2 separate regions of the Homo sapiens genome follow, and region 1 is linked to region 2. A link is an interaction called in ENCODE POLR2A ChIA-PET data of the cell type or tissue named here. Cell type or tissue: PC-3. All regions are shown on one strand. Links, peaks and the distances in the headings refer to the core of each region. The heading gives the core; the rest is flanking DNA. Region 1 overlaps CRYL1 (crystallin lambda 1). Region 2 has its middle 64 kb from the start of MIR4499.

What was found. Peaks named below come from ENCODE experiments on the same cell type or tissue, not always from the same donor. Only the 100,000 strongest peaks of a DNase experiment are listed, where the experiment ranks them.
Region 1: POLR2A ChIA-PET joins it to region 2 with 5 read pairs; 1 of 35 experiments calls an interaction of 5 or more read pairs at or near these places.

The regions. Positions count from the first base shown.
Region 1 is chr13:20,439,924-20,445,306 of GRCh38, reverse strand. All of the region lies in intron 3 of CRYL1 (crystallin lambda 1), which reads left to right. Among named protein-coding and RNA genes, the nearest start is that of MIR4499, 8.8 kb to the right of the region's middle. In PC-3, for the core only: no CTCF peak of the experiment used is centred there; a DNase peak (open chromatin) is centred at 3,216; H3K4me3 peaks cover 886 bases; H3K27ac peaks cover 3,388 bases.
Region 2 is chr13:20,367,267-20,372,628 of GRCh38, reverse strand. No RefSeq gene overlaps it. Among named protein-coding and RNA genes, the nearest start is that of MIR4499, 64 kb to the left of the region's middle. In PC-3, for the core only: no CTCF peak of the experiment used is centred there; DNase peaks (open chromatin) are centred at 1,428 and 2,548; H3K4me3 peaks cover 1,323 bases; H3K27ac peaks cover 3,331 bases.

The DNA.
Region 1 (5,383 bases), core at 255-5,254, 72 kb before region 2:
AAAAACTCTGCTTGTCATTTTAGCCATTTTGTCTGTGCTTTTGAAATAAACAGTTACCTCATAGGTAAAAGTGGTGCCAAGTGTAAGCCTTATATCTCTGGGTTCCCCACTACCTGGATCTTGGAAATAAACCTGAATTTTCAAAAATGAAAATGCTACTGTGAGTTACTGATGTCCTTCACATAAACTTTTTTATGTTCCATTTTTCTTCTTTAAAACTCACTCTTTACTTAAAGGGTCTCCAATTTTATGTTTCGTGCTATTCCCAGCACTTTGTTAAAAATAAAAAAGGATTTGTTACAGGCTCACTCCTGTAATTCTGGCACTTTGGGAAGCTGAGGCGGGTGGATCACTTGAGGTCAGGAGTTCAAGACCAGCCTGGCCAACATGCTGAAACCCCGTCTCTACTAAAAATACAAAAAATTAGCTGAGCATGGTGCTGCGCACCTGTAATCCCAGCTACTCTGGAGGCTGAGTCAGGAGAATCGCTTGAACCTGAGAGGCAGAGGTTGCAGTGAGCCGAGATCGCACCACTGCACTCCAGCCTGGGTGATAGAGCAAGACTCCATCCCCAAAAACATTTGTATTCAAAACTCTCACTTGTTCCTTATGAGAAATACTAGAAATGCAGTAAAACTATATAATTGCAGGATTAAATGGAATATTTTCAGTTGTATTATTTTTTCATGTCAAGCATTTTAACACAATTCTAAAGAAATGATTTCACAAACGGTACAAAAACATCATTGGAATGAGGATGGGACGGACACATAATCAGGACAGCAACCGATGCCTGTGCCACGGTGGCCCCCTCTGGGTTCTCTGCGGTCACCTGGAGAAAGGACTGCTCTTTAAAGCAAACAACAATAATCCTTGTAACTGGAACACCTAAGCCCCAGGAAGTCACATTCTTAAACTCAGTCTACACTGATTTTTACTTTGGAAAGATCTCTCTCGATTGGGTATAATTTCTTCTCAATTATGGCAGAACTGTTTAGGATTGGTAATATGCTTTTATTTAATTAAAAATTAAACCCTTTATTTTGATTTTTAAGGAAAAAACAAGCTCCTGGTTAGAGCATAGTGCAGTTAGTTGCCTGTAATGTTGAAAATAGATGTGCTCTTTCCCCTTTTACTTAACACATTATTTATTCTAGAGCAAAAAGATTCTTTTTTTAAAAATGTAAATAATTATGGTGTCCACCTCCTAAAAAGTGTTGTCACAGCAGTCTATTAATCTGACAGATTTTAAAGATTGTACTCCTGGGAGAAATGGTGAAGAGAAACTGGGGTGTTAATTAGGCAGATTAAAGCCAGAGATGTAACTAGTGCTAACAGAGTTTATAATGTAGAACGCCTCCATCTTCAGCCTGAGAGTGGATTTCCTTTTGCTATGATTGCAGTAGGATTCTAATTCATATTTCCTTTCTTACCATGTCTTTTCCTCTTAAAATTATCTAATAGATCTTCTTTGCATGTAAAGTACTCTAAGTATTGAAGTCTTCTAATTTGTTTTTTCTTTCTGTAAAGCACGTTGAAAGCTGCTTCCAGATATCTTGCACTAGCCAATACAGATTTTCTAGCAACAGGATGCCTATTTAAAATGCCTGGGTTGGCCAGGTGTGGTGGCTTACACCTGTAATCCCAGCACTTTGGGAGGCTGAGGTGGGCAGATCACCTGAGGTCAGGAGTTCGAGACTAGCTTGGCCAACATGATGAAGCCCTGTCTCTACTAAAAATACAAAAATTAGCCGGGTGTGGTGGTGCAGGCCTGTAGTCCCAGCTACTTGGAAGGCTGAGGCAGGAGACTCGCTTGACATAGGAGATGGAAGTTGCAGTGAGCTGAGATCATGCCATTGTACTCCAGCCTGGGCAACAGAGTGAGACTCCATCTCAAAAAATAAAAACAAAAAATAAAAATAATAAAATGCCTGGGTGGATTTAAAAACAACAATAACAAACTTGACAGAATTTTTTTTTCACCATGAAAATGTATGTTTTGGAAAATGTATGTTGCATAAGCAAGTGGCTAAACTTCAGAAGTGAGTACTTACCCAGCACACCCTTCCCCTGGGAGTGGTCCAGTTAGCAGACTTGCTGGGGCTGTGCCAGTTTTCCACATCAGGGCCCTAATGAGTTGAATTAACCACACAGGTAACTTTTACTAACCATAAAACACTGAAGTTTATAAATGATTTACTTTAAAAATACAAGTTAGAGAGCACTAAAAGTAATGCCTGGAATAGCATCATGTCGTTTCTTCCCTTCAGGAAAGGCAGGGAAACACCAGTGTCTAAACTCTGCCTCACCTGTCAGCTGCTGATACTGCCTGAGCCAGTGATCAGTCTAAGGAAGAGGGTGATCCTTCTGACAGAACAGTTGTGAGAACTAGGAAGTTGTATTGTGCTTTACCTCTCCCCAGAGTTTTATTTGTCAAAATCAGGGCATGCCGATGGTGGTTGTGCATGAGAATATTATTTGTCATGAGTTGTGTCTCCCTCCCCTGCCTCAAAACAAACAAAACCCAAACAAACAAAAGTCAGTGCTTTGAAAGATGCTGTCAACCTTTAATTAAGCAAAGTCAAGCTGATTACCTTTAGTAGTGGTAGAATTTTTGCTAGTGCTTCACATTTGGTGCCTGTCTCTAGAAAGGGCCCCTGAAAGACAGAGTTGAGAGTGCATGGGTTGCATCTCTCTGGGTTGGAGAGGGAGTGCAGGTGCCTTCTCAGCTGTCTCACTGACATTCTTCCCTGCCTGTCCTCCCAGTCCCTTTAGGGCAAAGAGAATGACTGCAGCTTCTCTGAGCTTTGTAACCAACTGCAAGTGAGGAAGGTGCTGATAAATTTGTCAGACTCCCTTTTTCAGACCAGGGGTATCTGAATGAATAATAGCAAGGAAATAAACTCAGTTGTGACATGGACAGCATCCTTATAACCCCAGCCCAGCACATCCAACACAATTGGGTCACTCTTAAAAACAGCAACAACTACAGCAACAAAACTTCAAGCAAATGTGCCATTAAAAACTCTTACATAATTGTAACAGATTTGAGTTTCCTCTGGTTCAGGTTTTCTTGCCTCTTTGATAATCAAATGATCTGAAGAAAGGCATAGAATTTCAAGGGAGAATCTGCATGACAGGATTACAATAAGGCTATTCATGGAGACTCTTTTATTAGCTTACACAGGATCTGCATCATTCTTCGTCTCTGGCTTTGCTACAAGGCTCCATTTAAACTTAACCCAACTTGCAGGCTTAACTGATCCAGGAATGACTCAATACAATGAGCCAGCTACTGTAGCTCTTTTTCCCCTTTTGATAAGGGGAGTTAACACAATGGGCTTTACAGTTCTTAAATGACTGATTTTTTTTTTCTGTCTTTGAGATGTGGTGCTCATGCGAACTTTTGTTTCTTTAAAAAGATTCACATGGTTTGATTATATTTTTGAAAAGCATAAACAAATCCAAAATGGACTCCCTACCCTTAGAATAAAACTTCAAAAATCTTGTAGATGATATAGATGCAAAATTCATGTCACACTATTTACACAGCTGATTTCAATATATTAGATATTAACTATTAGTATTATTCAATTAAACTTGAAAACATTTATTTTTGAAGGGTGGTTCTGATATAATTTCTAGCAGTACTTCAGCATTGAATTTCACATTTGCACATTTCTTGTTATCTGCTCGTGTTTATACTGTATTCATGACCTAATATGATGTGTAAATTTAACATTTTAGTGAAATTGGTCAGGTGGTTAGAGACCATGAGATGGCTGCAGTGCTAATATACTTCCCATTTCCCGTCAGGGCACCTTGTTTATCCCTGAGTAGCTGGGATGGAGAGGAAACCCTTGAGGATGCATTTGGTGGCACACTGCACTGAGAGCATTAAGGACCCCCGCTTTGGACACACACCTCAGAATAGTGGTTCCCAAACTTTAGTGGGAACAGGAATCATCAGGGATGCTTGTTAGAACTGCAGATGCCTGGAACCCACCCCCAGAGACTCTGATTCAGCAGGTCCGGGATGGAAGCCCAATAATTTGCATTTTTAACAAGACACGCCGTTGATTCTAATGGGTGGTTATTGCACCACACTGAGAGTCATTCTCCTGAAGTCACTGGGGAACGTTGGGAGGCCCTACCTCCTCCCCTACAGCACCTGTTGCCCCTAGGTGAGCAGAGACCTTGGTTAGGAGTGACCCCTGGTGTGATCCCAGAGGTGCAGATGTCAGGAGGGGAAGGACAGCTCTAGTATTTCCAAAGTGTCAGAGCAGCTCTTGCGTCTTCCACCTGGTGTGCTTCCATCCACACAGCAGGGCGGTGTCCTCTTCATCCTCATGTGGCAGGGAACACCTCGCCTGTGGACCAGCGCTGGATGTTTGAAGGTGTCATCTCACTCTCACTCTAGCTTTGTAATTAGAATCTCAGAGCGGTCGTTATCTGCAGCATTTAATCCAAATTTGCATCTTTATCCCACTCCCCTACCCCGATTAATGTAGTTTTGGATTTTTGGAAATGGAGATCTTTTTCAAAAGGACCTCCAATTAGAAATGGATTCTCAAGAAGCCTTTTGGGAATTATGGATGTAACGTGTTTGTTCATTTCACGAGGATGAGATTTTTCCTTAAAGATCTGTTGATCTGATGGTCAAAGCAGATAGGGAAAATAAATGTTGATGATAGCTACCGATGTTTTTAACAGTTTGCCTGGGGTGCTGTTGTGTGTTTTGTTTGTAGAATCCACCCCCATATCGTTGGCAGACTTTTTTATTATGAGAATTTCCAGGCTATTCAAAATTAGAAAGTACAAGAAACTCCCATATATTCCTCACCCGCTTTCCAACTTTCCAGAGTTATCAAGATTTATCGTATTTTCCAGCAGCCTTTTCTCATCCTTAAATCTTGCTGGTGGTTTTTGTAAGGGAGAACAAGTAAAATCTTTTCTTCACCTACGGAAAGTTTCATGGCTGAGGGCCCTATAACAAAAGACAGATGAACAAGAGAGAAACATACAGATGTATTTATTGTAAGTTTTACATGACACAGCAGCCTTCATAAGAAAGTGTAGACCCCAAGACACAGGGAAACCTCTGTATTTTTATGCTTAGGTTTGATAAAGAATGGACAGTCTTTCAGAGGTATGACAGGACAAAGGGGTACGATCTAGCTGGCATGAAACTGGAGGGAAGTTGGCAAGGCCTGTTTGTTCAGATTCTTCCCTGTGTCTTCAGAGACAAGGAGATTGTTTTTCTCTGGGTGTAGGGAGGGCACCTCTGGAATGAGGGTCTTATGCCCTGCTTCATGGGAAGGGCAGAAAATTCTTTTATGGCTTGCTTTAGGGGAGGAGAGAGCAGAAGGGCAGAGGGACCTCC
Region 2 (5,362 bases), core at 1-5,000:
AAGTGAGTGACTCTCTCATGACTAGAATCAGAACCTACTAGAGGAGCTTTGACAGATCTGGATGCTGAGTCTCCATCTCAGACAAGTTACATCAGAATTTCTGGGTATGGAAGCCAAGCAGCAGTATTTTTAAAGTATCCCAGGTGATTTCTGTGTGTAACCAAAGTTACCAGCAGCAACTCTGTGGAGGCTAAAGCTACTCCATCTTGGATGCGAATCAGCTATGTGGACTTCCGATTAACCTGTGTTCTGGGAATGCCTCTGAGATCTCTACTTTACTGTTACTGTAAATCCTGCTCTTAGGTCAAAATGATCTTGATCAGAAATCCTGCCTTTAGGCAGATTCAAATAGAATTCTTACCTGTCTCTCAGGGGTCCACTTCGCCTGTCTTACACATTCCTCACCTGTGGTACATAAGCTCTGGGTCTGCAGGGTAATGGCTCAGAAATCCACCAACTCATCCCACAGCCTCTGGGGACAGGGCTTCTGTTTGCAAGTCCCTGTTAAACATTTCTTACTGAGAAATCGGATGTGTCAGCCTTTTTCTTTGTCCCCTCAGCTTCTTTGGACTTTGGAAATAGGTTTTCATAGAGCTGTTCACCATGGAACATTTATTGAGCCTTTATTATGTGTCAGCATTTTTCATTAATTATTTTACTGAATTCTCTGGTAGCCTTATTATTTTCACAAGAGAAAACCGAGGCTTAGGTAAGTTAAGTAAATGTCCAGTGTCACACAGTTAGAATGTTCCAAAGCCAGGATTTGCGTGTAGTCAGTCTAACTTCAGAACTACAGTGTACGCACTATACTTTATTGCCATGCATTGGGGAGGACAGGTTCAGAGGGGAAGACCACACATTTAGTTTTGCATGAATAGTATTTTATCTTATTGGTATAATTTATTTTACAATTATCCATATTGTCGGATAGTTGGGATACTGTCAATAGACAATATTCTGCATAGGATATTTTGTACATGAACCTAAGTAAATCTCTACTGATTTACTTAGGATAAATTACTAGAAGAGGAAGTAGTTGGTAAATTGATAGGAATTTTTAAAAATCTTGGTACACTTTGCCAAACACCTCGCACAATGAACAAAAATGCTGGGTAGACCATGGCTTGGGTAATTTTTTTTCATTGGGTGATGTGTAATAGGATTGTTTTTATTTCAACTCGCCAATCTAGACTTGGACATCTGATTTTTATTCCATCTTCCTAGTTGTTGACAATGAATTTGTTGAGCCTCAAACTTGTCCATCGGAATGTGCTTGGGCCATTGTCTGATGGGCTTCCTGGTGGGGGTAGTGCCTAGAAGAGAAGGGAAGGGGGATGGCACTGTTCACACAGCACAGACACATCCTCCACAGAGTAAAACAGGTACTTCTGCAACTGGAGCTGAGTCACAGCCACAGCCCAGTTGTCTCTCAGGCCACCTTGGAATTTCCTGGCCATACTTACCTTTTCACAACTACCTTTCTGTAATTCCCTGTCATATTTACCTTTGGAGTGATTTGTGAGGGTTGGTGAAAAAATAAGATGAGATTCCTAAAAAACATGATACACCCTTTCTGGATTGACTACCTTCTTGTTTGGTGGTGAAAGGGCAGGAACAGAAGGAAGTTGAACACACGGCAGGATATGTGTGAGCCTGATTTGGCTGGATCATGATCAAGAGAATTGAGTGTTCTTAGCTCTTTCTTTTTTAAAAAAAATTATGACAGACTGATAACCTGGCATTTGTAGATATTTTCAAAGCATTGTTTCAAATAGAAAATGCTATGTAAACTGAAGCAAAAAGTTGATCATGCACAGCTCTGTAATGCAATACCTTACATTTTTCTTCTTTTGTTTTTACTGATTTTTTTTTTTTGAGACAGTCTTGCTCTGTCGCTAGGCTGGAGTGCAGTGGCACTGTTGTAGCTCAGTGCAGCCTCAAATTCCTGGGATGAAAAGATTCTCCTGCCTCAGACTCCCTGGTAGCTGAGATTATAGACGTGAACTACCATGCCCAGCTAATTTTAAAAAAATATTTTGTAGAGATGGGGTCTCACTATGTTGATCAGGCTGTCTTTCTCTTTTTAAAATGCTCTTTTCTGGGGAACTGACACCAAATCAGTAGTTTCTCCAAGGCATAGCACCACTGCATGGAAAATACAAAGTTACGCTTAAAAGTATTTTTGAGGTTAAATTCAGAATCTGTTGAAAATTCAAAGTAACTTCCTGACTTCCAAGATGAGTATATCAAAACCCAATAAAAATGAGTCCTGTTCAGTGTTATTATGGTTGTGTGGTTGCTAAATCTTGGAACCGATTTCTGTGACAGCCACATGAAGACCTGCCAATGCGTGACAGAGTAGTCCACAGGTGACTAATTCTGAAGAAGTTCTTTGTGTGTGAGTTAACCGTCTTTGTGGAGGTATAGCTACATGCAATAAAATGCACACATTTTAAGTGTATGCTTCAGTGAATTTTGACTAATATGTACAACCGCGTAACCACCATGCCAATCAAGACATGGAACATTTCCACATAAGGTTCTCCTGTGCTCTTTGCAATTTTCCCTCCAAACCCCTGCCCCAGGCAACGACTTATCTGATTTCTATCACCAGAGATTAGTTCCGCCAACTCTAGAACTTCATGTCAATGTTGTCATACGGCATGAATTCTTTTGTGTCCAGCTTATTTTGCCCTCAGAGTGATGTTTCTGAGAGTCATCATATGTGGGTGTGTGTCAAGTTCATTTTTTTACGGCTGAGCGGTAGAGTTTCTATTGTATGAACATTCCACGGTTTTTCCATTCACCTGTTGATGGACATCTGGGCAATTTTATTTTTAACCCCCAAGTGTTGGTTTTTGTGAATTAAGCTTCTGTGAATATTTGCATACAAGTCTTTTTATGCAAACATGTTTTTATTACTATGTCTAGAAATGGAACACATGAACGGTATTGTAAGTCTATGTTTATAAGAAGTGGCCAATCTGTTTTTCAATATGGGGGTACCATTTTCTATTCCTACCAGCAAGATGTAAGAGTTTTAGCCAGTCCTGGCAACATACAGAGACCCTGATTCCGTAAAAGTAAAAATAATAAAATCAGTGGGGTCTGGTGGTGCGCACCTGTGGTCCCAGCTACTCAGGAGGCTGATGTGGGAAGATTGCTTGAGCCTAGGAGGTTGAGACTGCAGTGATCCATGATTGTGCCATTGCACTGTAGCCTGGGCAACAGAGCGAGACCCTGTCTGGAAAAAAAAAAAGAGTTTCAGTTGCTCCATATCTTTGTCAGCACTTAATACACTGATCTTCTCAATTTTAGCCATTCTAGTGGATATGAAGATACCCTAACATGGTAATTAACATTTTCTGATGATGATGTTGAGGATCTTTTCATGTGCTTTTTGGCCATATGTATATCTTCTTCTATTTTCTGATTCCAATTTTTTAAATTAAAATTGTTTTAAACTTTTATTTAAAACTTTTTTTAGAGATAGAGTCTCACTATGTTGCCCAAGCTGGTCTCTAACTCCTGTCTTCAAGTGATTGTCTCTCTTCAGCCTCTGAATTTCCATTTTTAATGGCTTGCTTGTTTATGAGATTTGTAAGAGTTCTGAAATATTTTGGATAGAAGTCCTTGGAAGATTATGTGTCCTGCAACTACTTTCTCTCAGTCTGTGATTTATCTCATCATTTTCTGAATGGTTCCTGGAAGAACCCTTCTCCCTCTCTTTCATACAAATTTACACTTGAATTTCATTTTTCTGAACTTTTCAACTGTGGCAACCTCAGCACTTTTAGGAAGTATTGCTCTTTCTAGAAGAGATATGCTGTTCAGGAAACCTTGGCCTTTTCTCCACCACATGTTGTCAACTAGAGTAAGTTGTCCACACTGGGCTGTGGATCTATTTAACTGTGCCCGGGTCAGGGAAGCGACTCCTTTCCTGATTTGGGCCACTGAAGACCTACGTCAGGTTCCCACCTTAAAGCTTGTGTCTCACGTGCAACAGCTTTGCTGGTGCCAAGATCAAAAAGTGCAAAAACTACCTGTGGGGTGGGCCTTCAATGGGGAAGATGAACAATGATATGATCCAGGCGAAACATGAACATGCACCCAATGCAAAGCCACCAACTTTCCTCTTATACCAAACTCCCGAGCCAAGGCTGGAGTTGCCACGTGGCTGTTTTATGACCCAGTGGTAACCTAAGCACACAAACGCCTACTTTGGGCACTGTGTTACCTGGAGTTCCATCAGCATCCACAGGCCTACATTTTGGTATGGAACTTTAAAAAAAAAAAAAAAAAAAAAAACCAAATCCTATGTAGTCTCCAGGATCACTCTCCTATCCTAAACATCAGAACCAAATGGATCACCGAGCCTCCCTTACCACTGTCTGAAAAATGTCACCTCCTGAGCCAGAGTCATTTTTCTGGCACAACCACCCAGAACTGTTAACAATTATTTTCTGGTCACCTTTGGATTTTAATATTCAGAGCCACAAATACGGTCTTTTACCACATTTTGCTACAGTTAATTACACCTGGGGTCTGGAAAAGAGTGGCGCTACTTACTACAAATAAGAATTTGCATGGAAAAGGAGGAATGAGCAAGAAATAGAAACAGATTTAAGGAAATCTAGGTGTTGGCTGTTCTAGCTCAAGCTCATGATAAATCACAATTTTATCCTAGTGAATATCCCAGCGATGGGATGGATGGACAGAGGGTGTGTGAATTTTAGAACCTCACTTGTATTAGAGTCTGCACTAAGAACCCAGACCAAGGTGCAGCATTATCCCAAACTTCAGTCGTCTTATTGGACATGCTCTCAATGTGTTTGCTATAGTTTGGTTGTTTGTCCCCCAAACCTCATGTTGAAGCTTGAGCCCCAGTGTTGGAGGTGGGAACTGGTGGGAGGTGCTTGGGTCCTGGGGGCGCGTCCTTCACGAATGGCTTGGCGCCCTCCTTAAGGTAATGAGTGAGTTCTTGCTCTGTTAGTTCCCATGCGAGTTGGTTGCTAAAAACAGCCTGGCACTGGCTCCCTCTCCCTCCCTCTCTCTCCCTCTCTTTCCCTGTCTCTCCATGTAATCTCCACACACACCTGCGCCTGTTCACCTTCTGCCACGAGTGGAAGCAGCCTGCGGCCCTTGCCAGATGACGCCCAAACTCAAACTTTTGTCGACATCACAATCATGAGCCAAATAAACCTTTTTTATTTATAAATAACCCATCCCTGGTATTCCTTTACAACAACGCTAAACCAATGAAGATGTGTTTTTATTGCGAATTCTTTTAAATAAATATTAAATAAAATAAGATTTATTCATGGCATTGACATGGGCCTTCATATTTCTTTCTTTCTTTCTT